Regions from separate parts of the Homo sapiens genome. Here region 1 is linked to region 2. The links are chromatin loops, found by intact Hi-C in ENCODE. Cell type or tissue: MCF 10A. All regions are shown on one strand. Each heading gives the region's core, and the rest is flanking DNA. Links, peaks and the distances in the headings are about the cores only. Region 1 overlaps AGBL1 (AGBL carboxypeptidase 1). Region 2 has its middle 35 kb from the start of MIR548AP.

Region 1 (16,619 bases), core at 5,663-13,662, 900 kb before region 2:
AAAGCCGAAGTCTAGTCATTCTTCACCTCAAGATACTTCAACAGAACACTGAGACTTTCGCCTGTACTTGGAATTTTTTTGTCACGTCTCTCCCCCTTAAAGCTCCAGGGAATCGTAAATGCTGTCCCTACCATGTGGAATGTGTTCCCCATCTGTTTCACTTAGCAATGGCTGCTCCTCTGCAAATGCTCCTTTCTCCACGATGTGTCTTCTGAAACACCAGCTGCAAAGTGGGTGCCCTTTCCTGCCCTCGCTATAATACACTAAATGTCTCATAGCAGAGCCTGTCAGTTGGGATTGTAGTTGTCTGTTGACTTGCTTCCTTTCCTCACTAGACTGTGAGGGCCTTAACAAACATATCTGGGTCTAGCATAGCTCTGTGTCTCCAGTGACTGTCATGGTTGCACTTATTAGGAGCACAATGATTATTTGTTGGAAAAAGCATATTTTTTGCAAGGGGAAGAAGGCAAAGAAACTGAACATAGGGAATTTCCACTGTCATAAAAATACAAGTCAGGGGCTTCTCTGCTTCCGGGTCTGTATCATCTTCAAATATGGAAAACCACACATGTAATCCTTATGGATCTGCAATGTGACATGGTGTAGAAGCAGTTAAGTTTCATTCAAGTCATAAACTATACCTAATGGATTTTTCCAAGCTTCTTCTCCCTCTGGTTTCTCCTAGGAACACAAGCCTACTCTGCCTATCTATCCACCTGCAATGGAAATGCCTGTCCTGGAGAATCAAAGCATCCTAGAGCAATGGATTACAGAGGATCAATATTCTTTATCATTGTCTAGAAATAGGTTCATTAGAGTAGAGATTAATCAAGTGATTTCTGTATAATCTACATTCACCCAGCTCAAAGGTGGCCCAAATTAACATGAAAATTCATTTTAATGTTCACGCCCAAGATGTTTAAAAATTTCGTAGTTATAAAATAAGTTGGACATGTTGTTTCCTAATAACTTTAGCATCTGAGGCAAAGTGGGCTTAAGAAATTTACATTAGAAAGGGAAGTCTTTGCAGAGTTGATAATCAAATCTATAACACTATTATTAATATTCTTGTAGATCATAAACAACGCCTTTATTATACTTTTACCCTACAAATAACTTTAAAATGTAAGAGTATACAGGATTTATAATAGGCACCCATGTGCCCATCTTATAGATATAACCTATGTTAATATTTGATATATTTGTCTCAGATCCTTTTAAAATACATAAACACACTTCCATCCACCCACACAGAGCATTAGACACACTCAGTTAATTACTTTGGCCAATACCCCTATCATATTCCTATCTTGCCTTCCTAATAACCCCATCTGACAACAGCATGCTTCTATACTGTCATTGTTTTTAAACTTTCACTACATATCACTGTACCCATATACAGCTTACATTGTATCACCCGGTACTTAGCTGTACTGCTACATGTATTATCTTGCTTCTTTCTCCTTTATCTCCCCTGCCCTTCAATCCCTGGTTTGTTTCTGGAAGCGTGTATATTGTAAGGTTCAATGGTTCCAAGCAGTGGCAGCTGGACTTTCTAATCCAACCCACTTTCTCCTCAGAGAGATCAGAAAGGTAAAGCAACTTCTGTTTTTCCTTCTGTCTTTCCCCATTAGAAAAGTTCTTTCACTTCTACCCAACCTGTCTGTCTTCGCTTTCCCTACCCAATTATCTCAGGAAAATACTTGTCCCTCACTTCATTTCATTTTTCCATCCCACAATCCTATTCTATCTCTGTATCTCCAGATATTCACAATAGAATTCCTGTTCCATCACTTGGATGCAGTCTCTTTACAATAAGCTCAACTATTCCATAAATATTCCACAAGAAGGAACACCAAAGATAGGTGGAAAATCATGCACTGTTTGAGTTAGAATCAAAGAATTCCAAAGCTACAGTAAAACTCTGGTTTCACAGCTAAAGAAACCAATTGTAACTTGTCTGAAGTCACAGGTTCATCAGCAACAGTGCCAGGGCTAGGACACAGTCCTTCTGATTCCCATTTCCTATGATTGACAAGTGACAATAATCTTGGCCAATAAAGGTGAGAGCTGTGTTAGGCATTCAACTCCTTCAACATAAAAGGAACATCCTAGATTTAAAGTCAAATAATGACAAGCAATCGGGAACCACAATCTCTGAAGTCCTATAGCTCTCCCAGATATTCATAAAAGAATATCTGCCCCATCATCTATCTCCCCATCATCTTTAAATATGTGTTTTTTTCACTAAAGTGAGTATAATTTTTGTAATTTTTTTCCTAATTTGTTGAGAACAAATTATCAACATTTTCTACTGCAATTCATTGAGGATACAATATTCTCAGCCACTTTGTGAGTTAAATAGTTCTTTAGTGATACATCCTGAGAACCCACAAATAATCTAAAACATTTTCTCTATTGGAAAATATTTGAGAGATTGCCTACATGAGCCATCTTCTGAGTGTCCATGTGCATAAGTCATAAATCTTACAGTCAATACATATCTATAGTATTATTGTTATAGTTTTTGTTGTTGTTGTCATCCTTGTGGTCAGTGGAGACTAGGTAAAGGAGTGTGATTTGGAACAAAAATGCACTTACAGTAATGCAACTCCAAACATCACGTGATCAGCAACTGCTCACATCTTCTGCTATTCAACCTAGCTTTTCATTTACACAAAATTAAGCAACCTGAATTGTGTGTGATAGACATTGGACTCTATTTTAGCACAGTGCTATGGTGTTTTCCCTTCTCTGTTTCTGTCTCTACCCACCCGAGGCAAAGCAATATTTTCTCTTCTCTCTTCACTTCCACACTTCTCTTGGAGGTGGCCTCTTTACAACACACTCAACTATCCCACAAATATTCCACAAGGAGGAACACCAAGGATAGGTAGAAAATAATGCATTCTTTGAGTTGGAATCAAAGAATTCAGAAGCTACAGTAAAGCCCTCTGTTTTCAGAGATAAAGAAACCAAATGTAACTTCTCTAAAGTCACAGGGTTTATCAGCACTAGCACCAGGGCTAGGATACAGTCCTTCTGACCCCCATTTCCTATGCCTTCTCCATGGATTGGCTCCTTTGTAGAGTGGTTGAGAGCCTACCAGTCAGGGCTTCTTCCCTCAGAGCTTTATAGTAAGGAGTAATAAATTCCTGAGCCACAAAGAAAACTCCATGATTAATTTTTCACCTTCTCTTAAGCTTTCCAAAACTGCTGCCTCAAAGTCTATTGGGATATTAACATGACTCTTTACTATTTCACATTTGGATTCAACTTGTTAGGACGCTCATCTTTTGCAGGGGGCAGGGGGTATTTTTTATTTTTTTAAGTTCTGGGGTACATGTGCAGGATGTGGAGGTTTGTTACATAGGTAAACATGTGCCATGGTGGTTTACTGCACCTGTCAACCTGTCACCTAGGTATTAAGCCCAGCATGAATTAGCTCTTTTCCCTAATGCTCTCCTCCCACCAACCTCCCCCAACAGGCCCCACTGTGTGATGTTCCCCTCCTTGTGTCTATGTGTTCTCATTGTTCAGCTCCCACTTATAAGTTAGAATATGCAGTGTTTGGTTTTCTGTTCCTGTGTTAGTTTGCTGAGGATAATGGCTTCCAGCTTCATCCATGTCCCTGCAAATGACATAATCTCATTCCTTTTTATGGCTGCATAGTATTCCATGGTGTATATGTGCCACATTAACTCAAGATGGATTAAAGACTTAAACGTAAAACCCAAAACTATAAAAACCCTAGAAGAAAATCTAGGCAATACCATTCAGTACATAGGCATGGGCAAAGATTTTATGATGAAATTGCCAAAACCAATTGCAACAAAAGCAAAAATTGACAAATGTGATGTTATTAAACTAAAGCGCTTCTGCACAGCAAAAAAAGCTATCATCAGAGCAAAAACACAACCTACAGAGAATGGGAGAGAAATATTGCAATCTATCCATTTGACAAAGGTCTAATAACCAGAATCTACAAGGAACTTAAGCAAATTTACAATTAAAACACGAAACAACCCCATTAAAAAGTGCACAAATGATTATGAACAGACACTCCTCTTTTTTATATGCCAAATTTCATTGCAGTTGAGATATCAGGGAGACCAGAGTCAGATCAGCTTCTTCTGCTTCTAACTGAATGGAAGCAAATTTACCACAGAGCTGATGAAGATTCAGCTACAGTGACCCTCCCTTTCACATGCCCTTTCTGTATCCCTGTACCTACATTTGTATTCCCGCATTTTTCATACAGGCTATTCAAGTAACTTTCAGGACCTACAGAACTTAGATCTGCCTTGTCTCAGCTGCATGAATTCAGAAACACAATCACTAGCACTAGGTTTTTCACCAGTAAAATTAAATCCTTACTTTGGAGTGCAGTGGTGCAAATTAGCCATTTTTTGTATATGTCAGGTTTCTTGTTAGAGTCAGTGCTTGGCATACAGTAAGTTCTCAATGAACTTGTTATTGTATTCCTGACCTTCTAGTCTTGCCTGGAAAACAGTATATGAAAGCTAAGAGTGTCTAAGATCCATGATCAAAATTAATTCCGGAAGTAATCAGAGGCAAAAACCTGGGGTACTTGTCTAAGGAAGAGGCTCCTAAAATCCCTTTGTGTACATGTATTAGCATCAACAAGTATATTCTTGGAGAAGGCAAGGCTAGAATACTGTTTCCCTCTATGAATTGCTGAACAGATCTGTCTGTCTACACATCGCTATTGGATTAACCCTTTTAAGGGTGCTTACCAATGCATTTAGACCATGAACCAGTTCAGTTTTACTGAACTGTCCACTTCACTTTTTTGTAGACCTTACAGAAACTTAAGTTGTGGCTTTTCCTCTCTAGGGTGGGACAGAGGGCAGTTTAGGAAGACACAATTAATTTCCCAAAGTTGGTACTCCTCCAAGAACCAGCCAACGTCCTCACTTTCCTTATCTGTCAGGAAGTTATGATAATGAAGAAAAGAAAGAGCTGTCTTTCACACTGCCAAAGGAAAGAAATCTAGGTGGGAACCAAGTTATTTCTTTTTGCAGAGGGGAAAACAGGAGGCAACAGTTTCTTTACCTCTTGTGGCAGCAGCTGGCTGGCCAAGTTATCGATCATTTGGTTTTTACATAGGTCCATTTACATTCACAGGAGCAGGAAGCAAGCAGCAAAGACATCTCTCTGTTGTGTTTTTCCGTAATGCACCTCCATCCCTCACCCCTTCTGTGGTTTTTCTCTGCATTTAGAAAGTCATTGAGAAATGTTAATGGTCTAGGGGAATCTAGGGATTGGGGAATGACGAATGGGCAAGTAGGAGAATGCGGGTGTGGAGCTAATGATTTCCTACAAGTGATGATTAAACATCATTCCTCCATCTCTCAGCACCTAATTCTCCCCAAGGCTGATTTATGGAAGACACCCTAACGTACAGTTCCTGCAGTTTTATTAGCCAGGAACAATTTAGTCATGAGGTAGTCTGCCCCTGCTTCTCATTTTCTCCCAGCCCGGGAAGAAAGAAATGATAAAATGCAAAGAACAACCAGGGCCTCATTCTCTTAATACTAAAAAGACAAACTAGCATAATGCAAAGGCCACTAAAGAGGTAGTTGATCATCAGTGGGATAAAATTTATGATGGCAAAATCATTACTTCATAGAAGTCATTACCTTGTCCCAGACATAGGGGAAGGTTCCTACAGTTCCTATAAATGGAAGCCTGCTGCTGCTGTTTCAGTAAGTCTAAAAATAACCACACACCTCATTTTTCCAAATGTCAGAATGCCTGCCTTTACTCTGCTCTAGGAAAGGTGATAAGGTTACCATAAGTACCAGAAATAATGTGGGAGTGTTTGTGATTTTTAAAAATGATTACAATAAATGTTTCTATTGTTGCCAAAGAGAATTAGAATCACGTGAAGATCATCGAGAAGAATGTAGAGTCATCATCTTGTTTTCTTTCCTTAAAACAATCTACTTGCATGTTTCCTGTCAAAGATTTTAATGTTCTTCCATATTCTGTATCCAGATTCTCAATGAATGTCTAGATGTCATCTCAAATCATGACTTTCTAACAATGGCTACCTCACCAAATGTTACAAAGGGAAACTAGTTGTGTGATTTGGGGAGGAAAGCCAAAGCAAGTCAATTAACATTGATTAATTCTTAAATAACTTGATAATGTATTAATCTCTTAATTATATAAGAACATTTGGGGGCACTTCCTTGATGCCCAGCACTATGCTATGCACTTTGCCTAGCTTACCTTGTTTAAGCCTTTTCAACTTTATGAGGAAGTTTCCGTTATTACTTCTATTATACAAGTGAGAAAACAGACTAAGAGGGCAACTAAATATTTTGCACCAAATCACATGCCTATTAAGCAGAATTTTATCTAAAAAAGTCTCATGCTAGAACTCGGACTTATAACCACTATACTACTCTAATTCCCTAAATGCTTTCTCTGTTAACATTTACTTTCTACTGGCCAACTGTCTTTAAAAAGCATAAATTAATCCCATATTATTTTGGATCTCTGAACTAAACATGAATCCTGCAAGATTTTGTATTAAATACAGAGTTCGGAACTGATGGGAATACGAAGAGATCCATATTAAGAAGATACAATTTAAACTCCTTTGATTCAAAGAAATCTATATCAAGTATAATCATGCTCTCTACTCTCATGAGGTATAAGTTTAAATTCTTTTCTTTTTTTTTTCTTTTTTTTTTTTTTTTTTGACAGGGTGTCTGTCATCCAGGCTGGAGTGCCATGGTGCAATCTCCACTTACTGCAACCTCTGCCTCCCAGGCTCAAACAATCCTCCCACCTCAGCCTCCTGAGTAGCTGGGACTCCAGGCATGTACCACCATGCCCAGTTAATTTTTGTATTTTTTTGTAGAGACAGGGTTTTTTCATGTTGCCCAGGCTAGTCTCAAACTCCTGTGCTCAGGCAATCAGCTCACCTCGGCCTCCCAAAGTGCTGGGATTTTGGGTACGAGCCACCACAACTGGCCAGGTATCAGTTTAAATTCTAACAAAAGTGAGTCCTCGGCACCTGGATCAGAACAATTCAGATGGCAATTTAGTCACCCATAATATAATCCAGAGCATTCATTCAAACTTTCAACAGATGCTTATCGAGCACCTAAGTCCCAGTTACTTAGACCACAATGGTTTGCAAAAGCAGACTTGGCCTCTATTATTATGAGGTTTATCATCCAGTGAATGAAATAGATATTAATCAATTAATTACAATATAAATAACAATTTGCATGGTATGATACATGGTACTACGGAACACATATAATAGCCCAAACTACTCTAGGGGCTAGAAAATACTTCCTTGAGGAAGTCACCATCAATTAAGATAATGAGTAGATTATGAACCAGAAAGCTGTTAAGAAGTTTTCAGGCAGAAACTATGCAAAGACCTTGTAGAAGGAAGGAGCTTGGAGTGTTTAGGAAATGAAAGGAAGGCCATTGGAGATGGAGCACAAGAAACAAATAGTCTTATGGTATCACATGTGGCAGGGGAAGGCACAGGAGAGTGGACATGGTGGGCTTTGAATGCTATAGTATAGTTTCCAGATTTTACCATAGGAGAATTGGGAAGCCATGGGGATCATTGACTTGGACTCAGAAAAAATATGTAAAATGAAAAGAACTTCAAAGGCCCTGATAATTGATTGTCTTGAGATCCCCTCCATGCTTTAAATAAAGAGGAGGAATTGCTATTCTCTTTGTTAGAGATGGAGCCACAACAAACTCTACAAAGTGGAATAAAATGTATCTAGAATCACTTGTCTTACATTTTAAAATCAGAATCATTCAGAGAATCTGGGTTTTCTTGTTCTACTATGGTTAAAGAATAAAGAGCCAGCCACGGCAGGAGCACTCATAGTTCAAGGCTAGAAACTACAAATCCGCTTAGAGAGGCATAATGGGCCAGCAAAGAGGACCAGCGGGAGGAAAGAAAGGAAATTCCTAGGAACTAAAAGAACGTGGCCAAGACAACTTTCCGGAATGGAGAAAATGACAAAAAAGGGTGGAGAGACAAGACCATTTGTCATTTAAACATATCCATTTTCTTTTCTGTTTTCCAAGAACACTCCAGAGCTATGTGAATCTTGGACAAGTCACTTAACCCCACTGAGCCTTGGTTTTTCCCTCTGTAAAATCAGAGTTAATAAATCCTTCCCAATAGTGCCATTGAGAAGATCAAAAGAAATGGCAACAGAAAGTACTTTTCACTTTAGCATTTGCTCAGTAAAAATTAGGTCACTCCTCTAGTTCACAGGAGGACATTAAAGTTGATAGCTAAGAAAGTGATCCATTTCCCCAAGTGTGACAAGTAGAATACAGTGCTACCCACTCATCCTACCTGTAGCAGTGCTGTGAGGTTAAAATGAGAGAATGTAGAGAAACCTTTGACACACTCTGGCTGCTCAGATTCAGCAGTAATAGCAACATCAAGGTTACTCACTTGCCGCTAGAAATAGCAAGAAGGACCACGCTTTTTCTATGTATCTTCAGAAGTCAGCATCTAATGTTAATCATGAATAAACTTGTCTAGACATTCAGAGATGATAGGAATTTATAAATACTCAGAAAATCGTATACTGTTTTTAGTTGTAAATTCTCAGCCTAATGAACAATTTTCAAAAGCCAATATATGACAGTCTCTGGGGATCTGGGGATCTGTAGGTAAGTAATTAGTTACAAGCGGAATGAGTAGAGGATGGGGAGAAAAAAAAAAAAAAGACATGTTTATTGGATTCAAATTTGGTCAACACAACCAAACTACAGCCAGAGGGAGCTATTTGAACTGTCAATATTCTTCCTTAAAAACCTTAAGTGTCTTCCAATTATCCTATTGACAAACTCTAAGCTACTTACCATTATTTATAAGACAAGCTCTGTCTATTTTTTCCCTCTCAACAACTTTTGACTTCAATCTACAATTCGATCGGCCATACTGAACTTCACTCCCATGATGCTCCAGGTTTTACAAATGCTGCACCCTCTACTTCACACAGTGGGTCCTGGTTATAGACGCTCCACCCCAGACCCTCCTTCTCTCACCCTCAGAACTCCTCATCTTCATTTAGGAATCAGCTACTATGGGAAATCTTCCCCAGTTCCCTTATTCTAGGTTAAATTCTTTCCACACCTGCCCAGGCAACTCTGCCCTTCCCTTCTTAAAACACCCATGGCATGGAAGGGCAGCATCTCTGTCCTCTTCTTCACCTCTTACTTAGTCAGGAGCCAACAGGCAGGGCCTGTGTCTATCTTATGAACTGATGAGTCCCCAATCCCCAGCACATGGTAGTTCCTTTAGAAAGTTCATGCATGAATAAATGGACTCTAGAAAAGGGATTTGAAGATTACATAGCAAACTTCACTTGGAATCTGAAATTTTTCTGAGAAAATGGCTGTGTAGTCTTTTTCTTTTTTTGGTGGGGGCGGGGGCACTACTGGAATTTCATGGGGACTTATCTTTTTCTGTGAGCTGTTTTTGCATATTTCAAGATATTTGTTTGGCCTGGCTCCTGGCATCAAATGCTAATATTACCCATTCTTCCCTCTGGTCAGTATGACAACCTATAATTGACCCTACTATATTTCTGCATGCCCCTTGGGGAATTTGCTAACCTCAACTGAGAACCAAAAGAAGAGCATCCAAGCCATCTGGGCTCTTGGCTAAACAGCATGGGGAAATTCCAGCCTCTAGCCATCTTTTTTCATTGTCACTTTAATGGATATCTTTTAGGAACCAGCTCTTGGGGAAACAAATCCAGCTGTGCACAATCTGACTGATTGCCCTGGTAGAGTCTCCTCCCCAACACTACCTCATCCTTCCTTCTTAAGGGTGAAGCAAGATGTCCTGTGCTAGAGAGAAGTCAGGTAACAATAGTGCAAGGCTGCCTTGTCTAATAGGAAAGAATAGCTGGGAAGAACTAAAATGAAAGCACTCACTGTCTACTCTCAACAACCATGCAGTCAGGCAGGAAAGTACATGAAGGAACAGAGGCACAGGACAAGAACTCAACACATTCACAAAAGTAAGATAGAGCGGCAAGTGAGCATAGAAGTATACAGAGGGTTGTCAATCAGGGAAGAATCCTTGGAAGAGGGGGACTTTGAGGTCAACCTAAAATGAACGGTACGTTATATCTGAAAAACAGAAAAGACTCAGGAAATGGCAGTGGTGTCCATTGCTCCTTGAAGAAGATGGGCAACTTCTTGTTCCTGGCATTTTAACTTTAGCTGTGCTTTTCACCCACCACTCTAAACCTAACACAGAAAGCTTGCCTTCTCAGGACTCTGGGTGTTCCTGGTCTGTCCGCTACTCAGCTGTAATAATAACTCAAACTTCAAATGAAGTATAGAATAGAATTTCCACACTTTCCATTCTATACTGTAGAGTGTTTTCATTTTAATTTTGAGCAGGGATGGGTTGAACCAGCAGCCAAAAACATTAGGTCATCCACCCTACTTTTATTTGCCTTCCTGTTTTTTGCTCCCTCCTTTCCTTTTTCCTTTTGGTCTTTTCCATAGAGCAGACACAAGTATGAAAGTAGTATGAAAGTCCGTCACATTGTGGAAATATTTTCTCCATCTGGTCTTTCTCAGACATATATATGGATGATGCAATTTCCCATGCCATCATTTTGCAATGAAAGGTTTCTGATAAATCTCAAGTCCCACATCATATACCCCCTCCTTCTCTCCAGTTAGTAAGGCTCCAAATGTGATACGGGGAAGAAAATGAAATCGAAAGCAAAGGATGGATATGAGAGAGAAGGGATAAGGGGAGAGGAATGGGGATGAGCTACAATTGCCAGGTAAAGGACAGATTGGGTTTTCTCTTGAGCCTGGCAATGCATGCAAGCTAAAAGGTCAGTGCCTCTGAACAGGGAACACAAAAAGATAAAAGGATGGGAATAAAGAAACCACTTTATGCAGGGATATTAGTGCCATAAGCAACAATAAAGCTGCACAGCCACAATTGAACACCGGAGTGGAAGATGTCACTGAGGAGAGGCCAGGCTGATGCTTTCAGGACACGAGGAGCACTTACTCACTTGGGGTGGGTATACACATCAAAGCCCTGCAGGAATCTCTGTCAGGGATTAATGGGATCAGGAGCCCTTTGGACTCATGGACAGACACAAAAGAGTTGACATGTGTACTCTCTTCTTGCCAAGAACCCCAACCATGCACAACTCTCAATCCTTAAAAAATCCAGAGGAAAATAAACAAAACCCAGACATCAGAACCTACCTGGTGACAGAACCATTAATCAATCAATATTGTTTGATTGTTGCTTAAATTCCTTGGTACCCTTGAGTTCCAAAAATCAAGTTGCTCATGGCACCTGCCCTCAAGAATTTTATAATCTAGCTGGGCAAGCAAGATATATCTGCATGAAAAGACAAACACAAGTACTAATTAAGGCTATGCTTCCACAAACTTGGAGTAAGCACGAATCCCTTTTAAATATGAATATTCCCTTAAATTTGTTGATAATTTTAAAATAATAGTGTTTAAATCTGCACAAACATAAAATATATTATAGTTAGAGCTCTTCTACTAATAAAATTTGAATTAACCATTCTAATTTAGTATGATGGATGCTGTTGTTTGGTTGAAGCCAAGTCTTTGACTCAAGTTTCCTGATTTAGGTTTCTTTTCTGTGGAACAATTGTCACAGCATATGATGAGTAAGATTCTCAACATGCTTAGGACATAGGAGGTATGGAAGTACAGTGGCCCTACTCTCAAGTCACTGATGCCTAGCTCTAGAGAGCAAGTGGAACCTGAAAAGACACTGGGATAGAGGGAGACCTGCATCTAAGCAAGGGAGACAGACTTGTGATTCACATGTTCAGTGTTCTGACATTCAGAGTTTAACCTGGACAAGTGTTTGTAGGTGAGATAAAGGGGCATCTCTCCCCTCACTCTTCAGACCTAGACATGATTGACAGTTAGAAAGACAGCCTTGAGGCCAGGCGCAGTGGCTTACGCCTGTACTCCCAGCACTTTGGGAGGCCAAGGTGGGTGGATCACCTGAGATCAGAAGTTCAAGACAAGCCTGGCCAATATGGTGAAACCCCGTCTCTACTAAAAATACAAAAATTAGCCGGGTGTGGTGGTGGGTGTCTGTAATCCTAGCAACTCAGCAAGCTAAGGCAAGAGAATTGCTTGAATCCGGGAGGCAAAAGTTGCAGTGAGTCAAGATCATGCCACTGCACTCCAGCCTGGGCGACAGAGTAAGACTCTGTCTCAAAAAAAAAAAAAAAAAAGAAAAAGAAAAAGAAAGAAAGCCTTGATTCCTGCCCCAGGTTACTCTTGTGTGTCCCTAAGCAAGTTTACTGAAAATGAAGCTCCTTGAAGCAGACATAAAAACGTACCTGGTGCCTCATCATTGGTCAGAGTCCTTGGCTAACACAGCAAGAATGGAGATTGAGCCAGAAAAACCATGGATCTGACACCACCCAGGGCCAGATTGAGACCACATAATATAATCATACACATATTATCTATATAACATAGAGACACAGTCTCTACATGCGTTTGTCTCTGTTTTTAACAGATTTAGATAGAAGGGTAACAAATTTACAGAACAAAGTGATTTTAAAAGAAAAGAGTTGTCAAGGAGGAGAAAATAGGACAGCGTCTTATAAACAGTGCCTTGTTTTTAGAAGGACTGAAGAAAGGGCGGGAGCAAGGAAAGATAAATTGACTGGTTATTCTGTACCAAGGAAATTTTGTATGTGAAAATTGCAATATTCTGGTCCATTAATTTAGCAATTAATGTCCCTCATCTAATCAAGGGTCCTTGATTTTTGGTTCAGAAAATGCATTTACTAAATAAATAGCTACTCCTTTTATAAGCAACAAAAAACAAAAAGGTTTGGTCACAGAGAGTTTGGTTTCCTCTCTTAACAACTTTTTCTCCCAGAATATGGCTTCAAAGGTATCTATTCTTTGGAGGTGGGAGAAGGCTGTCATCCTTAATGTCAGTCTGAAAAATATAGATAACAGTAAAAAGAGTACAGGGAGCCTTCCTGCCCAGCCTCTGGCCCCTGGCAATGGGGTAGAGCCTGGAGCAGAAACAGGGCTGAGTTCCTGTGCTCCTGCATTCTCCCTAAAGCATGGATCTGGGAAGGTGATGACAGACATGGAAGAATCTGCCTGCATCTCCTATCACCACATCACTAGACTCAAACTCATTACCTCAGGAAGAACCTAGAAATCCCTTTTGTACCAGATAAAAGATGAATGGCTTTGTCTTTAAAATCTGGATGGATTAAGACACATTTCAGAAACACATCTGTTTTGCTTCAGGACCCAGCACATCACAAACCCACAGGCTACAAATGCTAGTTCCAATGAGACTGAAAAGATGGATACACAGAAAATCAGAAAGATTGGAATATATCAGTTGGGAGGGACAGAGCTGTGAGCTGATGGAGTAACTGCTGCACAGTGTGAGGGCTTCATTTAGCCTTTTGGTCTCCATCCTGGCATCACGGCACACAAACAGATAAGTAGAGGTTCTAGAATGTCCACCTGTGGTACATTAACTCCTGCTAAGATGGGCCATTGGGAGGGGTGTGTGATTTACAGAATGACATAAGGTGAAAGCTAATTTATTCCATATAGAGAACAAATTGAACCAAGGTAATAAAGTGCTCCCTACTAAAGATCATTCCAGAACAACTTAGATTGAGGGTGGTTTGTAAATAGAATATGAAGCCTTTAATGACAGATGAACATCTCTAAAATTCTGGGACCTGTGATTAAAACATGTTTTTTTCCCTAAAAGGGCTTTACCATTGTCTGTGCAAACCTGTGTGTATTTAGGATGTGCTAATAATAAACCTTTTCATTTCTAACTGATCTTAAGGTAGCATCTTAAGAAATACACATATCAGTAAGCAGACCAAAAATATGCAACCTCACTTTAAAAACATTTAAATAAGATATGTAATACAGTTTTCATCTATAAGATGGTCATTGAACATTGCTCAGGAGGCTGCAAGAAATGAATCTACTCCTACACTGATCAATGTGACTTGGAGGGTAATTTAGCAATATCTAACAATATATAAAATGCTCTGTTGATAGTTTCTTTTTCTGTGCAGAAGCTCCTTAGTTTATTTAGATCCCATTTGTCAGTTTTTGCTTTTGTTGACATTGCTTTTGGCATCTTAGTCATGAAATCTTTGCCCATGCCTACATCCTGAATGGTATGGCCTAGGTTGTCTTCCAGAGTTGTTATTGTTTGGGGTTTTATGTTTAAGTCTTTAATCTGTCTTGAGTTAATTTTGTATATGCTGTAAGAAATGGGTTTAGTTTCAACCTTCTGCATATGACTCAGAGTGGCTATTATTAAAAAGTCAAAAAATAACAGATGCTGGCAAGGTTGTGAAGAAAAAGGAACACTTACACACTGTTGGTAGGACTGTAAATTAGTTCAGCCATTGTGGAAGACAGTGTGGTGATTCCTCAAAGACCTAAAGACATAAATACCATTCGACCCAGCAATCCCATTACTGAATATATGTCATTCTATTATAAAGATACATGCATATTTATGTTCACTGCAGCACTATTCACAATAGTGAAGACATGGAATCAACCTACATTCCTACTGACAATAGACTGTATTTAAAAAATGTGGTACACATACACCATGGAATGCTATGCAGCCACAAAAAAGAATGAGATCATGTCCTTTACAGGGACATGGATGGAACTGGAAGCCATTATCCTCGGCAAACTAATGCAGGAACAGAGAACCAAATATCACATGTCCTTGCTTATAAGTAGGAGCTAAATGATGAGAACACATGAACATATAGGGGAACAACACACACGCTGGGGCCTATCAGAGGGTGGAAGGCGGGAAGAGGCAAAGGACGAGAAAAAATAACTAAGAGGTACTAGGCTTAATACCTGGGCAATTAAATAATCTGTACAACAAATGCCCATGACACAATTACCTACACAACAAACCTGCACTTGTACCCCTGAAGTTTAAAAAAATTAAAAAATAAAAAATAAAATGATCACATATCATTCTTATAAGCAATCCCATTGCTTAATACCTAATTTACAGTTACACTAGAAGGAAAATGCCAATGAATGTTCCTGCCAGGATTGTTTTTCAAAGCAAAAACAAACAACTACAATTGCTTGTTAAATAACTGATGATCTAGCCATAAGACAAAAGATTACACAGCTATTAAAAAGAAAAAGGGAGTTCGGTGTTATTGTTATACAGAAATTACCAGGTTCTATTTTTCGCTGAAAAATAAAATGTCAATTACCCTGATTTGATCATTACACATTGTATACAGGTATTGAAATACCAATCTGTACCCCATAAATATGTAAAATTACTATGTGTTAATTTTTAAATCTTATACTTAATAATTAAAAATAAAAAAGTACAAAACAACATTGTTGAATGACTCCTTTTGGTATTAATAATAATTACATATATATACACACATGCACACACACAGTTATTTGACTAGAAAACTTTTCTGCAGGGAATCCTGAGTATTAAAAATTATTGCCTCTAGCAGTACAAGGAGGAGCTGGTACCATTCCTTCTGAAATTATTCCAATTAATAGAAAAAGAGGGAATCCTCCCTAACTCATTTTATGAGGCCAGCATCATCCTGATACCAAAGCCTGGCAGAGACACAACAAAAAAAGAGAATTTTAGACCAATATCCCTGATGAATATCGTTGCAAAAATCCTCAATAAAATACTGGCAAACGGAATCCAGCAGCACATCAAAAAGCTTATCCACCATGATCAAGTGGGCTTCATCCCTGGGATGCAAGGCTGGTTCAACATACGCAAATCAATAAAAGTAATCCAGCATATAAACAGAACCAAAGACAAAAACCACATGATTATCTCAACAGATGCAGAAAAGGCCTTTGACAAAATTCAACAGCACTTCATGCTAAAAACTCTCAATAAATTAGGTATTGATGGATGTATCTCAAAATAATAAGAGCTATTTATGACAAACCCACAGCCAATATCAAACTGAATGGGCAAAAACTGGAAGCATTCCCTTTGTAAACTGGCACAAGACAGGGATGCCCTCTCTCACCACTCCTATTCAACATAGTGTTGGAAGTTCTGGCCAGGGCAATTAGGCAGGAGAAGGAAATAAAGGGTATTCAATTAGGAAAAGAGGAAGTCAAATTGCCCCTGTTTGCAGATGACATGATTATATATCTAGAAAACCCCATTGTCTCAGCCCAAAATCTCCTTAAGCTGATAAGCAACTTCAGCAAAGTCTCAGGATACAAAATCAATGTGCAAAACTCACCAGCATTCTTATACGCCAATAATAGACAAACAGAGAGCAAAATCATGAGTGACCTCCCATTCACAACTGCTTCAAAGAGAATACAATACTTAGGAATCCAACTTCCAAGGGATGTGAAGGACCTCTTCAAGGAGAACTACAAATCACTGCTCAACGAAATAAAAGAGGACACAAACAAATGGAAGAACATTCCATGCTCATTGATAGGAAGAATCAATATCGTGAAAATGGCCATATTGCCCAAGGTAATTTATAAAT
Region 2 (16,619 bases), core at 5,769-13,768:
TCAAAATATACTACCAAGAGGCTGGGTGTAGTGGCTCACGCCTGTAATCCCAGCACTTTGGAAGGCCGAGGTGTGTTGATCACTGACCAGGAGTTTGGGACCAGCCTGGCCAACATGGTGAAACCCCGTCTCTACTAAAAATACAAAATTAGCCAGGCATGGTGGCACACACCTGTAAATTCCAGCTACTCCAGAGGCTGAAGCAGGAGAATCACTTAGAACCTGGGAGGCAGAGGTTGCAGTGAGCTGAGATCGCACCACTGTACTCCAGTCTGGGCAACAGAGGGAGATTCTGTCTCAAAAAAAAAAGAAGAAAGAAAAAATACTACAAAGTTTTAATAACCCAAACAGCATGGTACTGGCATAAAAACAGACACACAGACAAATAGAACAAAATAGAGAACCCAGAAATTAATCCAGGTATCTACAGCCAACTGATTTTTGACAAAGAAATCAAGAACACTCACTGGGGAAAGGACAGTCTCTTCAATAAATGGTGCTAGGAAAACTGGATATCCATATGCAGAAGAATGAAACTAGACCCCTATCTCTCACCATATGCAAAAATCAACTGAAGATGGATCAAAGACCTAAATGTAAGACCCCAAACTGTAAAACTACCAGAAGAAAACATAGGGGAAATGCTTCAGGACACTGATCTGGGAAAAGATTTTATGAAGAAGACCTCAAAAGCATAGGCAACAAGAACAAAAATAAATAAATGAGATTACATCAAACCTAAAAAGCTTCTGCACAGCAAAGGAAATGATCAGCAGAGTGAGAAGACAACCTACGGAACTGGAGAAAATATTTGCAAATTATTCATTTGACAGGGGATTAATATCCAGAATATATGAGGAACTCTAATATCTCAACAGTGAAAAAAATCCAATTAAAAAATGGGCAAAAAGGCCAGGCATCATGGCTCATGCCAGTAATTCCAGCACTTCAGGAGGCTGAGGCCAGAGGATCACATGAGCCCAGGAGTTTGAGACCAGCCTGGGCAATGTGGCAGGCTATCTCGACCAAAAATACAAAAATTAGCTGGGTATGGTCAGTGACCAGGGTTGTGGGGATAGGAGGCCCTGAGGTGGGAGGATCACCTGAACCTGGGAGGTCAAGGCTGTAGTGCTCCTTGATCATGCTGCTGCACTCTAGCCTGGGTGACAAAGACAGACTGTCTCAAACAAACAAACAAAGCAGTGGGGGTGGACTGGAGGAGAAGCAAATGATCTCAACAGATTTTTCTCAAAAGAAGAAATACAAATGGCCAACAAATAAATGAAAAAATGTTCAATATCACTAATCATCAGGGAAATGCAAATCAAAACCACAGTGAGGTATCATCTCACCCAGTTAGAGTGTAAAGTGGCTATCATCAGAAAGACAAAAAATAACGAATGCCGGTGAAGATATGGAGAAAAGGGAGCTCATCTACCATTGATGGGATTGTAAATTAGTACAGCCACTATGGAGGAAGTGTGGAGGCTTCTCAAGAAACTACAAATAGAACTACTGTAAGTTCTGCAATTCCACTATTGGGCAGTTTTCCAAAGGAAAGGAAATCAGTATATTGAAGAGACTTTGCACTCCCACGTTTATTGCAGCGCTATTCACTATAGCCCAGATATGAAACCAATCTAGGTGTCCAACAAAGATGAATGAAGAAAATGTGGTGTATATGCACAAAGGAATACTATCCAGTCATAAAAAAGAATGAAATCCTGTTTTCGCAGCAACATGGATGGAACTGGAGGACATTATGTTAAATAAAATAAGCCAGGAACAGGAAGTTAAACACCACATGTTCTCATTCATATGGAAGCTAAAAACAGTTGCTCTCATAGAAGTAAAAAGTAAAACAGAAGATGCTAAAGGCTGGGAAGTATAGAGGGCAGGGAGGAATAGGGAGAGATTTGTTACAGGATACAAAATCACACCTAGATGAGGAGAATAAGTTGCAGTGTTCTATAGCACTGTAGGATGACCATAATTAACAATAAGATACTAGATATTAATAGTTTCGGGTAACTAGAAGGAGGATGTTGTACGTTCCCAACACAAAGAAGTGATAAGTGTTTGAGATGGTGAGTGTGCTAACTACCCTGATCACTATATATTATGTGTATTGCAGCTTCACTATCAACCTCATAATTATGTACAATTATTATGCCAATTTAAAATTTTTTTATTTTAAATTTTTTTTAATTTTAATGTTGAAAAAGAAGTTAGACAGCAGCCAGACCATGCAGGGCTGTGAAGGCATGGCAAGGAGTTTGGAAGCTATTCTGGGCATGGTGGGAAGCCATAGGAAGGTTTTGAGCAAAGGCATGGCCTCATCTGACTAACACTTTCAGAGCATCTCTCTGGCTGCTGCAGGGAGCGTACAGACCAGCGAGTCAAGGGAGGAGGTGGGGTGGCCGTTCAGGATTGCTGCAGGCGCAGGACAAGAATGAGTTCTCTGCCCGAGGTCTGATACCTTAGCTAGGTGTTCAAATTTAGCATCGTCAGTAATGGGACCACATGACATCATGTGCCGCCTGAAGTGATGTAACAGGAAGGATGCCAGATTGCCCTGGTAGTATTCTTGCCAAGATACTTAACCTGGATTAATAATCCAGAATCAGTAAGACAAATCCAGAGTGCTGGGCATTCTACAAAACACATGAACCGGACTGTTGAGAAATGTCAATGTCATAAAAGATCAAAAGCGGAGGAGGAGAGCTCTACAAAAAAGGTGACATGACAACTACATGAGGGTGTGATACTCAAATGGACTCTGTAGCAGGGGATTGAAAATTACTATAGGCCAGGCGAGGTGGCTCACACCTGTAATCCCAGCACTTTGGGAGGCCGCGGCAGTCGGATCATTGGAGGTCAGGAGTTCAAGAACAGCCTAGCTGACATGGTGAAACCCCATCTGTACTACAAATACAAAAAAATTAGCCAGGTGTGGTGGCACACGCCTGTAATCCCTGCTACTTGGGAGGTAGAGGCTGCAGTGAGCTGAGATCACACCACTGCACTCCAGCCTCTGCCACAGAGTGAGACTCCATCTCAAAGAAGGAAGGAAAGAAAGACAGAGAGAAAGAAAGGAAGGAAGGAAGGAAGGAAGGAAGGAAGGAATGAAGGAAGGAAGGAAGGGAAAGAAAGAAAATTATTGTAAAGAACATTGCTGGGACCGTTGGGGCAATTTAAATGTGATTATAAATTAAGTAATGTATCAATGTTAAGGTTCTTGGATATGGTGATGTTGTGGTTATATAAAGAAATGTCTTTATTCTTAGAAGACGTGTTGAATTATTGAGAGGTAAAGTGTCAGGGTGTCTGCAACTATCAAAGCTTTCATCCAGAGGAAGAGAGAGAAAGATGAAATAAATGTGGCTAAATGTGATAATTTGATGAATCCCAGTGAAGACCAAGAAGATGTTCATCTTCCAGCTTTTCTATAGGTTTGAAACTTTTCAGAGTGAAAAGTTGGGAGGATGGAAAAAGAAGTAAATAAATAAATGAATCAATTGAGTCAACAATTGAGATTCCTTTTCCCTAAGACCTTTATAAGCAGTTTGCTCACATTGATTCTGATGTGGACAGTTCTGGATGTAAAGGGGGCAGGCCTAGAATGAATGATCTTTCCTGGCGTCTTCCAGATTGCAGATGTACGTTTGGTTTGGTTTGGTTTGGTTTTTAATTTGGGAATTACAAAAGCAGCAGGGACCCTGTGCGAAGCTTGAGCGGCTGCTGCCATCTTGTGGATCTCAGCACTTCTGCAAAGTTGGAAACATATTCCAGGTCACTGCAGGCTAAGGAGCCCCCCTCCACAGCCTGGGAAGGAATGCCCTGGAGGTTAAAGGTGTAAGTACTTTTGTTAACTTCCTTCCAGAGTGAGTGACGATGCAGCCTACATCCTTCAGTGGGTTCTCTGGATGCACAGGGTCCTCCGCCTTTAAAGTCAGCAGGCCTGACAAAACTTGCATCGATTTCACTCTGCAAAATTCAGGCTAGGGAGCCATTGAGTGGGAATTTACTGACATTTGCACGCAATATTGACTTGTTGGCATTGTTTTCTTATTCATGAAGTCTCATAAAAATGATACTGGGCACTTCTGATACCAGCTTTTCAAACCTCTAATTGGTTCACAGACAAAGCTTTGAAAGCAGGTGTGGGAGGGTCACGATCAGAGACAGTGAGAAAGAGGAGGGAGTGGACTACCTTAGAAGGAGAGCGGGAGGAGGAGCCAGAAAAAAAACTAGCTTCTAGATTTTCTTTGCAGGCAGGGTGGATGTGGTAAGAAGCTCTGAGGACTTTCAGGCTAGGTGGACTTGGGTTTGCATTTCAGCACTGAGGTGCCACTTTCTGCTTGGGGCAGCTTAGACATCTCCTGGGGATTGTTATCTGAATGGTGGTGATAACACATAGGGGATTATGTTAAGGACTGAGGATGTTTTAAGGCAGCAGTTTTAAACTTGAGCAAGCCCCAGAATAATCTAAAGGGTTAAAACATAGATTTCTACCCCGACTCCTCCCCCAGAGTCTCTGATTCAGCAGGTCCCAGGTGGTCCCAAGCATCTGCATTTCTTTTTTTTTTTGAGACAGAGTCTGGCTGTGTTGCCCAGGCTGGAGTGCAATGGCAAGATCTCGGCTCACTGCAACCTCTGCCTCCCGTGTTCAAGCAATTCTCCTGCCTCAGCCTCCCAAGTAGCTAGGACTACCGGCACATGCCACCATGCCCAGCTAATTTTTGTATTCTTAGCAGAGATGGGGTTTTGCCATGTTGGCCAGGCTGGTCTTGAACTCCTGACCCCAAGTGATCCTCCCACCTCTGCATTTCTAATAAGTTCCCAGGCAGCGCTGATGCTGCAGGTCTGGTTACCATGCTTTGAGAACCATTGTTTTAAGGACTAAAATGGCATAAACATATGGTAAGCATGGGGTAGGTAGTCAACAATCAATCAGACCTCTGCCTGACACTTCCCAGGGCTCCTTCCAACACACCCCCTTTGAGTAGGCACAAGCATTTCTGAGACTGAGTATATCTCTACAAGACATGTCCTGGGTGTTTATCTTAGACATGAGATAAAGCAAAGTTCTCACAGTAGTGCAGGGAAAAGACCCACGTGGGCTTAGGCTGGGATTTCAGGCACTGAGTGGTGCGGCTCAGGCTTGGATGGGCACAGTTGCTTGGCCCCACCCTGTGCAGAGACGTTTGACTGAAAAAGACACAGGCCTTTTTTTTTTTTTTTAATTTTACTTTAAGTTCTGGGATACATGTGCAGAATGTGCAGGTTTGTTACATAGGTATACATGTGCCATGGTTGTTTGCTGTACCTATCACCCGTCATCTAGGTTTTAAGCCCCGTATGCATTAGGTATTTGTCCTAATGCTCTCCCTCTCCTTACTTCCAACTCCCTGACAGGCCCCAGAGTGTGATGTTCCCCTCCCTATGTCCATGTGTTCTCATTGTTCAACTCCCACTTATGAGTGAGAACATGCGGTGTTTGGTTTTCTGTTCCTGTTTTAGTTTGCTGAGAATGATGGCTTCCAGCTACATCCATTTCTCTGCAAAGGACATGAACTCATCCTTCTTTATGGCTGCATGGTATTCCATGGTGTATATGTGCCACATTTTCTTTATCCAGTCTATCATTGATGGGCATTTGGGTTGGTTCCAAGTCCTTGCTATTGTAAATCATGCTGCAATAAACACACGTCTGCATGTGAAGACACAGGTCTTATGATGGAATAAGACACTGGACACAGGTCTTATGATGGAATGACAATACCCTGAAGAAGCACCTGAGAAGGAGCCTGTCTTGCCCAAGTCTAAGGGCAGGGCTGGTTTGGCCTACACGATATCCATTTCCCCATCTCTGGGAATAACACCTCAATCTCCCTTTGGGGAGCCACTCTCCACCATCCCTGTCCGTGTGGTTCAAGTGGGGCCCCCTCCTCACTCCTGCCGCATGGGCTTGTGCCATTCACACCCAACACAGAAGTGCGTGGTCGACGGAGTAAGCAGGTCTGAAATCCAGCCGTTCTCTGCCAGCAAAGCATGTGCTGCTTAGCCCAGTGGAAGGGGCGCCCTTTTGTTACTCACCTACCCTAAACGGTCACCCCATCACCTCTCCAGGACCAAGGTCCATTCCATTCCTGACCACAGTAAGCAAAAGGATCACTAGCAAAAATCCCTGACACAGCAGACCACATCGATGGCAGCGCATGGGAAAGAGACCTGAAGGTTTAGTTATTTCACAAGCCCAGTGAGCCAACAGATTGATACAGCTATCAAAAAGCCAGAGGGAGACAAAAGTCTAGAGCTGTCTTCAACCGTATTTATGGAAGTCTAGCATTCAGATCAAAGCAAGTCACGAATCCGATGTGATTTACACCAATCAGGCCATAATAATTAATTTACATTCTTAATAACAAATTAGGTCTGTGAAAAAAACTAAAAGCGGACAATAATCAAAAGCAAACTCCAAATGTAGTTCAGGTGTAAATTCTGTGTGTTCTTTCAAGGTTTAATATAAAGGTTCTCAACCCTAATTGCACATTAGATTCAACTGGGGAGCTTTTAAAACTATTTGTGCTGGAGCACCCCCGCCCTCAAGACTCTGATTTAATTGGACTGCGGTGGGACCCAGGTAACAGTATTTTTTATTAAAGCTCCCCCGGTGATCATAATATGCAGCCAGAATGAAAACCACTGGTTTAATATTAAACATACTCTTTGGAAAATGTGAGCATTAGCTAAATAGTGCAAACGTCATCTAGACCAGCAGTTCCCAGCCCAGAACGATTGTCAGAAACACCTGAGATGGGTTTTTAAAATTCAGGTCCCTGGCCTGACCCTTAATCTACTCAATCAGCATCTTCTCTGATGAGGCCCAGAACTCAGCATATTTTTCAAGGACGCCTGCTCAATTTCAATCATCAGTCAGTGACCTACCATAAAGTTTCTCCACTGGGGGTGCATCTCAGCTCCACCTGGGCTCAACCCAGGCACACGGAATCAGTGTGGGGGCTGAGCATCAGTATTTTCGAATTTCTCCTGATTGTCCAGACTGGGGTGAGAACATGTTTCTCTTAGCTGAGCCACAGTCAGGGGGTGGCCAACAAAGAGAGAAGCCTGCTGCTTGTGGTCAAGCTCAACTCTTCTGCCTCCAGAGAGGATTTTGAACCCCAGCCTCCTCCTGTCCTTGCCCAGCATAGCAGTCTTGAATAAGCTGGATGAATGAACTATCTTTTCTCTTTTTTTTTTTTTTTTTTTTTGAGATGGAGTCTTGCTCTGTCACCCAGGCTAGAGTGCAGTGGCGCAATCTTGGCTCACCGCAACCTCCACCTCCCTGGTTCAAGCCATTCTCCTTCCTCAGCCTCCTGAGTAGCTGGGATTACTGGTACCCGCCACCATGCCTGGCTAATTTTTGTATTTTTAGTAGAGACAGGGTTTCACCATGCTGGCCAGGCTGGTCTTTAACTCTTGGCCTCAGGTGATCCTCCCGCCTCAGCCTCCCAAATTGCTGGAATTACAGGCGTGAGCCACTGTGCCCGGCCTTGAACAAATCTTTCACTTGCCATCCTTTGGTATGGATGTTGCCTTCAGCTGAATTGGCTAGGTTCAAGCTGACACCACTTCGGCTAACATGATGCTTTCCACTGATGGGCTTCACGTGCTCACAGGAGGATGTCCCCCGCCAATGGTTGCGGATCTCCTGGCACATCTGGAGAACATTTTATAAACAGCCAGGACTTTGGTGGTTGGGAGTTAAGTTTGAAGATGAAACTACTCTTAGATTTATGTTGTTAATAAAGTGAGCTTCTTTCTGTTCATATTGGGGAAAATGCTTAGACTTTCAGCAGTGTCTGGCATGGCCCAGCACTGTGCAAAAACTGTCCACCTAGAACACAAGGTCAGCAGAAGAACAAAAGGTTGAAGGTGGCCTGTGAGTGAGGGAGAGGCCGTAGACACAGGGCCCTCAGGGCTGTGGACTCCATGGGGTTTCAGTGCCCACCTGACCTGAAGTCTGCCCCATGAGTCTTAAAGAGGCCCTTGTGAGAGTCATCCGGCAGCCAATCTGACCCCTGAACTCAGCGCACAGGGCTGCCCACCTGGGGTCCCTGAATATATCATCCAATCCTGGGACGCGAGAGCCCCTCAGCCCCCTGACATGCACACCTTGATGACGATTCACTCAACAGGGGCAGCTCTGACCACACAGGTCTTACGACGGCATGACAATACCCTGAAAAGATCTGACACTGTGAATGCAAAGAGCCACGGAGCCTGATGCAGACCTGGGGTGGGACCATGAATCTACATTTCTAACACTCCAGGTGACGCCACAGTTGCCGTCCAGGGGCTACACTTTGAGTAATTAAATCCAACTCAGAAGGCATGAAATGATGACGTGACCAGCCACTCCCGTGAGTGACAGGAATGCAGGAAAAAGGCAAGGCGCTGCCAGCGTTCCCAAGGCACCCCACTCACTCTGCCTCCTTCCCTGCAGAGAGGTGACATTTCTGAGTAGGCAGTGAAACTTACAAGAAACAGCATATGGTTGGGCATGGTGGCTCACGCCCGTAATCCCAGCACTTTGGGAGGCCAAGGCAGGAGGATTACTTGAGGCCAGGAGTTCAAGATCAGCCTGGGAAACATAGCAAGACCTCATCTCTACCAAAAAAAAAAAAAGCAAAAAAAGTTTTAAAAAATTAGCTGGATGTGGTGGCAAGTGCCTGTATTCCCAGCTACTCAGGAGGCTGAGGTGGGAGGATTGCTTATGCCCAAGAGTTTGAGGCTATAGTGAGCCATGATTGTACCACTGCACTTCAGCCTGGGCCACAGAGTGAGACCCTGTCTCAAAAAAAATAAAAATAAAAAAATTTAAGGAAACGGCACAGAAGAAGATGTCCAGAGACTCACAGTCTAGTACTGATTCCTCCATTAGTAAGCTCTGTGACTCTAGGCAAATCCCTGTATCAAATGTACTGGCTGCTGCAACAGGCCCTGTAACACCTAATACAAACAGAGACCTGACAATGTTTGAAAATCACAAGTGGGTGCACAAATGTAAGGCCAAAGAACCACGATCAAAAGTTCAGAGGTCAAAGGGCAACATGCTGCCCCCAGCATCCTCACTCCTGTCTTCATCAGCCACTGCCCCGCAGGTCCCTTAGGGAGACAGGCACCATTAGTGATGCAGAGAAGTTCCCAGCAGGCTTCTCCTAGAGCCGCACTGTGTTCATAGCCAGTGAGCCCCATCAACCTGGTCATCCCTGAGGCAAGAGGCTTTAGAAAAGGACATCAGATCCCTCTTGGGCCTTAAATTCCTAGCTGCTGTGTTTGACTATTCTTTTCATCCTTCAGCCCCTAAGGAGGTTATGGGGAAAGTATGTACTCTTCAAATGTTGTGGGCAATGAGGTAAATATTAATGTTAGTACGTCTCCATTTGATAAGGAAACAGCAGGATGAGGAATCGGGTTGGGGAGTGGATCAGAACGACAGGGCCTTTGGGAATATAGTCCTGCAGTGAGTTTAGAGATGGTATATGGCTATACCCTGAAATTCCTAGGCACAGAGTGGCTCTGAGTCTCACTTATGGTTTCTACATCCCTACCCCCTGCACCCATCACACTATCATCCGCCAACACACACTGAGACCCTTAGATCTAATTCTAAGTTAACTGCTGTTTGGGGGTGCAAGGGTAGCTAGCAGAGATGATCATGAGTCAAAGAAAAATAAAAAATAAAAACACATTCCTTCTCTCCAGGAATTTAAAACTAAATATAGACATTAATTATAGTATAAACAAAAACTGCAATAAAAGTCAGGATAAGCCAAATGTCAAGCAAGATTTTCAGATGTGAAGTGCTAAGAAGTTCTATAAGGAAAAAAACCCTTGGCTCAGGCGTTTCTGACATGTGGCTGCAACACAGGGCAAAGAAGGAAAATAGGAATCATAGCCATTGTGGCAGCTGCAATTGGTTGAAGGCTCACCATGCCCTGCAGAATGGCACTAAGGGTTTGGGCCACACCCGAGGAGGCCGCAGGAGGAGTTGGGCAATGCTGCCCCCTAGAGGTCAGCTGAGAATGTCACTGAACACTGGAGACTTAAACCCCGGGCGCCGCCGACCGTGGTGTGCTCAGAGTCCGGATGCTCTGTGGAAAAAGACATGAGCCTGTCTCACCTTGAGGTGAGACCTGGGGGTTCAGACCTGTTCAGATCTTCTGCTGGGTTCGGAGGAAAGGACTCGGCCACGAGGGACGTGTGCACGCGCGCGCAGACACACGCACACTCACACACACACATGCACACACACACACACACACACACCACTGCTGGGAGCTCCCTGGGTAAGAGCTGTCGGTAAGTAATGCAAGCTCTTTATCCACCTGCTGTGAGCACAGCCTGCAGGAAGGGGAAGCAGGACAGCAGCCCAGGGTGTGACCCACAGGTTCAGCAGACAGAGGGCAAGTGTATCAATTCACTCTCCTGAAACGAGAGGGCTACTGTTACTAACTTCAGTCTTTCAAATGAGAAAAAATGATCATCAGAAATACTGGTTCCCGACCAGGAGCGGTGGCTCACGCCTGTAATCCCAGCATTTTAGAAAAAAAAGAAAGAGAAAAGAGAAGAGAAGAGAAATACTGTTTCCCTGGGCCAGGTGTGGTTTCTCACTTTGGGAGTCCGAGGCAGGCGAATCCCCTGAGATCAGGAGTTTGAGACCATCCTAGCCAACATGGAGAAACCCTGACTCTACTAAAAATACCAAAAAATAGCTGGGTGTGGTGGTGCACACCTGTAACCCCAGCTACTCAGGAGGCTGAGACATGAGAATCACTTGAACCCAGGAGGCAGAGGTTGCAGTGAGCCAAGGTCATGCCACTGCACTCCAGCCTGGGTGACAGAGGGAGACTCTCTAAAAAAAAAAAGAAGAAGAAGAAGAAAGATAAAAGAAAGATAAAATGGCCACTAGTTTATTTTCTTCATTTTCACTTCATTAACAAATAATAACATATATGTATGGAGTACATTGTGATGTTTTGAAATATGTATACATTGTGGAATGATCAAATCAGGCCAATTAACATATTCAGGATCACTAATTTAATTAGTGGCAAACCCAAGCAGTGGCTCTAGTTCTTCCCAGGGTAGAGTGGGAACTGTCAGAACTAACATTCAGGAATGAATCTTAATGGGGAAAATAAATTTTAACTATCAGAATTCTAATGAGAAAACAAGCATGGCTTAAATATGCCTGAGGTTTGAGTGTGTAGTAATCTAGAGTCAAATTACCTTGATGCAGATGAACTCAGGGCATCCTAAAAATTGCAGACCCAAGATGTACAGGGAAGTCCCAGTGCAAAACAGCTCCCAACCCTCTGCCCTGTCTCTACATTTATCTCCTTTTTTTTGCTTGTTTGTTTGTTTTTTTGAGGTGGAGTTTCACTTTTGTCACACAGGCTGCAGTGCAGTGGCGCGATCTTGGCTCACTGCAAACTCCACCTCCCAGTTTCAAGCGATTCTCCTGCCTCAGCCTTCCAAACAGCTGGGATTACAGGTGCCCACTGCCACACCCAGCTAAATTTTGTATTTTTAGTAGAGATGGGGTTTCACCACGTTGGCCAAGCTGGTCTCAAACTCCTGACCTCACGCGATCCACCTGCCTCAGCCTCCCAAAGTTCTGGGATTACAGGCGTGAGCCACCATGCCTAGACTTCTACATTTATTTCTGTGTGCTGCCTCTGCTGTGTCAGAAGTTAAGTGGCTAAAGAAACAGTTAAATTCTTACCTTAGAACAAGGAAGGAGAGAAGCCTTCCCTGACAACCAAATAAATATAAAATGATCTCTCCCTTTCCTAATGACAATAAGTTAAATTTTTTTTAAAGTTTGGGGGTTAATTTGAATATGCAAACTTTCTAGGGATGTGGAAAGAATAGTCAAAATGTCTACTTGTTAATATTTCATTTATTCACTGATGTGTGAACTGTTCTGCAGTAACATAATTTGAATTTTTTACATCATGTATTATTACAAGTGCCCATGTCCATCTGCCATTCATGACTTCTTTTATAGCCACTTACATGTGGGGTTGATGGTGTCTTTCTTGGTTCCCAGCTTCCTAACTGGAAGAAATGTAAGGTATAAGGGTAAAAAAGGCAAGACCCAGGATAGATTCATGCAATTTGCCAAAATTATTTGTTTCTATTTTTCTTAATTTTTCAGAATCAAGAATTTGAAAAAAAATTACACCATCAACATTGTATTAGTCCGTTCTCACAGTGGTATAAAGAAATACCTGAGACTGGGTAATTTATAAAGAAAAGAGGTTAAATTGGCTCACAGTGCTGCAGGCTGTACAGGAAGCATAGCAGCTTCTGCTTCTGGGGAAGCCTCAGAAAACTTTCTTTCTTTTTTTTTTTTTTTTAAATGTGAAAATTAGCATTTATTTAAAGGATATCTAAATATGGAAAATACACTATATAGACTGAAGGAGACAAAGACATTGTTAATGGTTAAACAATGTCCTCTCCATTCCAACCTAACTTCGGTCTACTGAGCAAGTAGAAGACTGTGAGAAATAAAACAATTACAGAAAATTAAGACATTTCTTTTTGTCACCTCAGTGACAGTGTGTAAATTTCCAAACCAATTCCACACAATTGCACTAAAATATAAATACTAACTTATCCTTTCAATGGATACTTTTTTCTTTGAGTTCCTCCAACAGAGTCCCTTTCCTTGTAAGTTTTGAAAAGGTTGTCAACATTCCTTCATCACAATTCAGCAAAACACTAGCTGCTATGTCATGCTCGGGTATCAACAGCGGAACTTCTTTGCACTCTCCCTCCTTCTCTCTTCTGAATAACAGGAAGGGTAAGAGTCAGCAGCACACATTGGATTTAGAACTGAAAGTATCTTTGGTTCCCTGCTAAGACTTAACTATCTCCTAGGAACCACATCATCTTTTCTTTTTTTTTTTTTTTTTACTTCAATCATGGCGGAAGGCAAAGGAGGAGAGAGCGTGAGTTGTCTCACATGGTAGGAGCAGAAGCAAGAGAGGAAAGAGGGAGGTGCTACATACTTTTAAATGACCAGATCTCGTGAGAATTCACTCATTATCATGACAACAGCATCTGAAGAATGATGCTAAACCATTCATGAGAAATCTGCCCCCATGATCCAATCACCTCCCACCAGGCCCCACCTCCAACACTGAGGATTACTATCCGACATGAGATTTCAGCAGGGACACAGATCTAAACCATATCAAGCATTATATATAATTTTAGAGATGCCAGGTTTCAACAATTGTTGGGAAAATTTTGTATTTCAATAATCTTGTTTCTGGAGAAATGTTTTTATTTTCAATTATCTCATCACTTTAAAATAATAAAATCGGCCGGGCACAGTGGCTCACACCTGTAATCCCGGCACTTTGGGAGACTGAGGCGGGTGGATCACCTGAAGTCAGGAGTTCGAGACCAGCCTGGCCAACATGGTGAAACTCCATCTCTACTAAAAATGCAAAAATTAGCTGGGCATGGTGGCGCATGCCTGTAGTCCCAGCTACTGGGGAGGCTAAGGCAGGAGAATTGCTTGAACCTGGGAGGCAGAGGTTGTAGTGAGTCAAGATCATCCCATTGCACTCCAGCCTGGGTGACAACAGCGAAACTCTGTCTCAAAAATAAATAAATAAAATAAAATCTTGGCCAGGCACGATGGCTCATGCTGTAATCCCAACACTTCGGGAGGCCGAGGCGGGCAGATTACCTGAGGTCAGGAGTTCGAGACCAGCCTCACCAACATGGTGAAACCCCATCTCTATTAAATACAAAAAATTAGCCAGGTGTGGTGTTGCATGCCTGTAATCCGAGTTAAGGCAGAAGAATCGCTCAAACTCGGGAGGCGGAGGTTGCGGTGAGCCGAGATCGCGCCACTGCACTCCAGCCTGGGCAAAAAGAGCGAAACTCCATCTCAAAAAAAAAAAAAAGAACTAGATGTATGGGCATTTGTAATATTTTCCATCATCACATCCCTAGAACATCCATAGTTCAAGCAACCCCAGCTCCCTGCAGGCTGAGCTCCTGCAGTAATATCCTGCACAAAAGCAAATCCAGCCTGCAGCCCAGCCCCAGGATCCCTGCTTGCCTCGGAGCCCTGCTTCCTAACCTCATGCATTAGAGAACATTAGAGTCCAAGCGGCAAGGTGGTTTGTTACTGCATTGGGAGGAGTGATTTCTCCTCTCTCGTTCCTTATTGCCGTGCTCAGTATGATAATATTTCCTTGATTTTCTCTCTATCTCTTTGACAGTTGCATATCAATGGTCCCTTCTGCACAGAGCAGACTTTTCTGAACACTCAAAAACTCCTTCATACACACAAACACACACACACACACCCCAGAGGACAAGGCCAATTCTGCCCATAAATTTGTCAACTTGTTGCCGTAGAGACAGACTCCGGGTACCCCAAATGTGGATCATCAGTGCCACCTAGTGGAACATTGATTATCCTGCATCCTCCAAATCCCAAGACTTCGGATGGGAGACAATGGTTAGGTTTTTTGTTCGTTTTGCTTTTTTGTTTTGTTTTTGGTAGCTATCTGGAGCTCTCTTTCAATGTTCTAGGGATCTGCCCACCAGAATCTACTTCAACCAACTTCCTCCAGGCTGGTTCCTTCCCACCCGCAAAAATAGATCACATAGGGCACTGGCAGCCCATCTCACGTTCGGGACGCTTGGCTTCACTACCTCATGCTTACTTCTTTTTTTTTTTTTTTTTTTTTTTTTTTGGCGGGGGGCTCTGTCGCCCAGGCTGGAGTGTAGTGGCGCGATCTCGGCTCACTGCAAGCTCCGCCTCCCGGGTTCAAGCCATTCTCCTGCCTCAGCTTCCCGAGTAGCTGGGACTACAGGCGCCCGCCATCACGCCCAGCTAATTTTTTGTATTTTTAATAGAGACGGGGTTTCACCGTGTTAGCCAGGATGGTCTCGATCTCCTGACCTCGTGATCCGGCCGCTTCGGCCTCCCAAAGTGCTGGGATTACAGGCGTGAGCCACCGCGCCCAGCCACCTCATGCTTACTTCAAAAAAACGCCGGAATGGCTAGGTCCCTTGATTGTCACATATAACAACAAAGACAAACCAACACCTGATCCATGGGAGAGTAAGATTCCTGAGGATTAAAAATAAATGAAGTCCTCCTTTATCATTTTATTCATTTGTCTGGCCTGTGTGGCTTCTATGGCTTCTAGCTCACACATTTGAGTGTGCAACAAGTCAATTTTCTTTATTTTCTTTTTTTCTTTTTTTTTTTTTTTCTTTTTTTTTGAGATGGAGTATCGCTCTTGTTGCCCAGGCTGGAGTGCAATGGTGCAGTCTTGGCTCACTGCAACCTCCGCCTCCCAGGTTCAAATGATTCTCCTGCCTCAGCCTCCCAAGTAGGTGGGATTACAGGTGCCCGCCATCACGCCCAACTAATTTTTTATTTTTAGTAGAGATGGGGTTTCACTATGTTGGCCAGGCTGGTCTGGCACTCCTGACCTCAGGTGATCCACTCACCTCAGCCTTCCAAAGTGCTGGGATTACAGGCGTGAGCTACCGCGCCCGGCCCAATTTTCTTTATTTTCTATACAGAGCTTACCCATTGCACTGGGTAGCAGAAGCTAATATCAATAAATGCAGGGTCTCCCACCCTCACTTTATCCAAGTTCCAGAGGACATAGAGGGTGTTGAGTCTGGGCAGGGTGGGTCGGGAGCATCTTATCCTCAGAGTGTTATCAATCCACACTCCATCCACTAACAAGGCCCCCTCCCTACTCATTTCAAGCCATGACCCTGGGGAAGAGCGCTGCTAGGTCCACCTGGTCGAGCCCTGGAGTGTCTGCAGGCCAAAGCCACCCCCTGCTGCTCTGCCCTGCCAACCTTCTTGAACAATGGCTGCCAGGTGGTGCCAGTGAAAGAGGGAGACCCTTGGTGAATATTTCCAATTATAATCTGTCAACCAAGATTTATCACACTTAGGGGCATGACCACACTTTGGGGCTTGTGGTACATAAAAATGAGAATGCAAACTCCTTTCTTACAATCAGAGACTCCTTGGGAGACAAACTAGTCAACCAAATACAGAAATCTTCCCAGCAATTGTTTCAAGGGAGGCACAGGCCCACAAGCCCTTCATCGAAACACTCGGGCCAGATGAGTTTGGGGATTCTGAATTTGTCGGATTTTAGGAACTATCTAGGATGTCACCCATAATCTATCACATCCATATTTCTGCAGCAAAATGTACCAGCAGTAAAGTGAAATAAAGACAGGCAACAGCCTCATGCTGGCTCAGGCAGGATTTGCCACCAAATGAGTTTTAGCACCAAAAAGAAAAAACTTTCAGTTTTCACAACTTTTTGGAGTTCAGAATTACAGATAAGTGTTTGCAGACCTGTATGTACAATGCAGAGAAGGGACCTGTCAGTTGGCCCAAAGACGTCAGGAGGCTTCAGAGAGGAGGTCGTGTTTGAGCTGAGATCTGACAGTGAGAGCTGGTGGGGAGACCAAGCACAGGAATCAGGTGAGAACTAGCAGAGTATGAGGGTGGGGGCAGCCTCCCCTAATTCGTT

What was found. Hi-C counts contacts between places; a loop is a spot of excess contacts. Peaks named below come from ENCODE experiments on the same cell type or tissue, not always from the same donor. Only the 100,000 strongest peaks of a DNase experiment are listed, where the experiment ranks them.
Region 1: it touches region 2 in a loop (12-fold over the local background); 19 of 110 quality-filtered maps call a loop at or near these places.

Annotation. Positions count from the first base shown.
Region 1 is chr15:86,749,081-86,765,699 of GRCh38, reverse strand. All of the region lies in intron 22 of AGBL1 (AGBL carboxypeptidase 1), which reads right to left. Among named protein-coding and RNA genes, the nearest start is that of AGBL1-AS1, 440 kb to the right of the region's middle. In MCF 10A, for the core only: a CTCF peak has its summit at 8,846; no DNase peak of the experiment used is centred there.
Region 2 is chr15:85,852,415-85,869,033 of GRCh38, reverse strand. No RefSeq gene overlaps it. Among named protein-coding and RNA genes, the nearest start is that of MIR548AP, 35 kb to the right of the region's middle. RefSeq lists an enhancer at 10,122-10,181. In MCF 10A, for the core only: a CTCF peak has its summit at 10,063 (motif pointing left); a DNase peak (open chromatin) is centred at 10,063.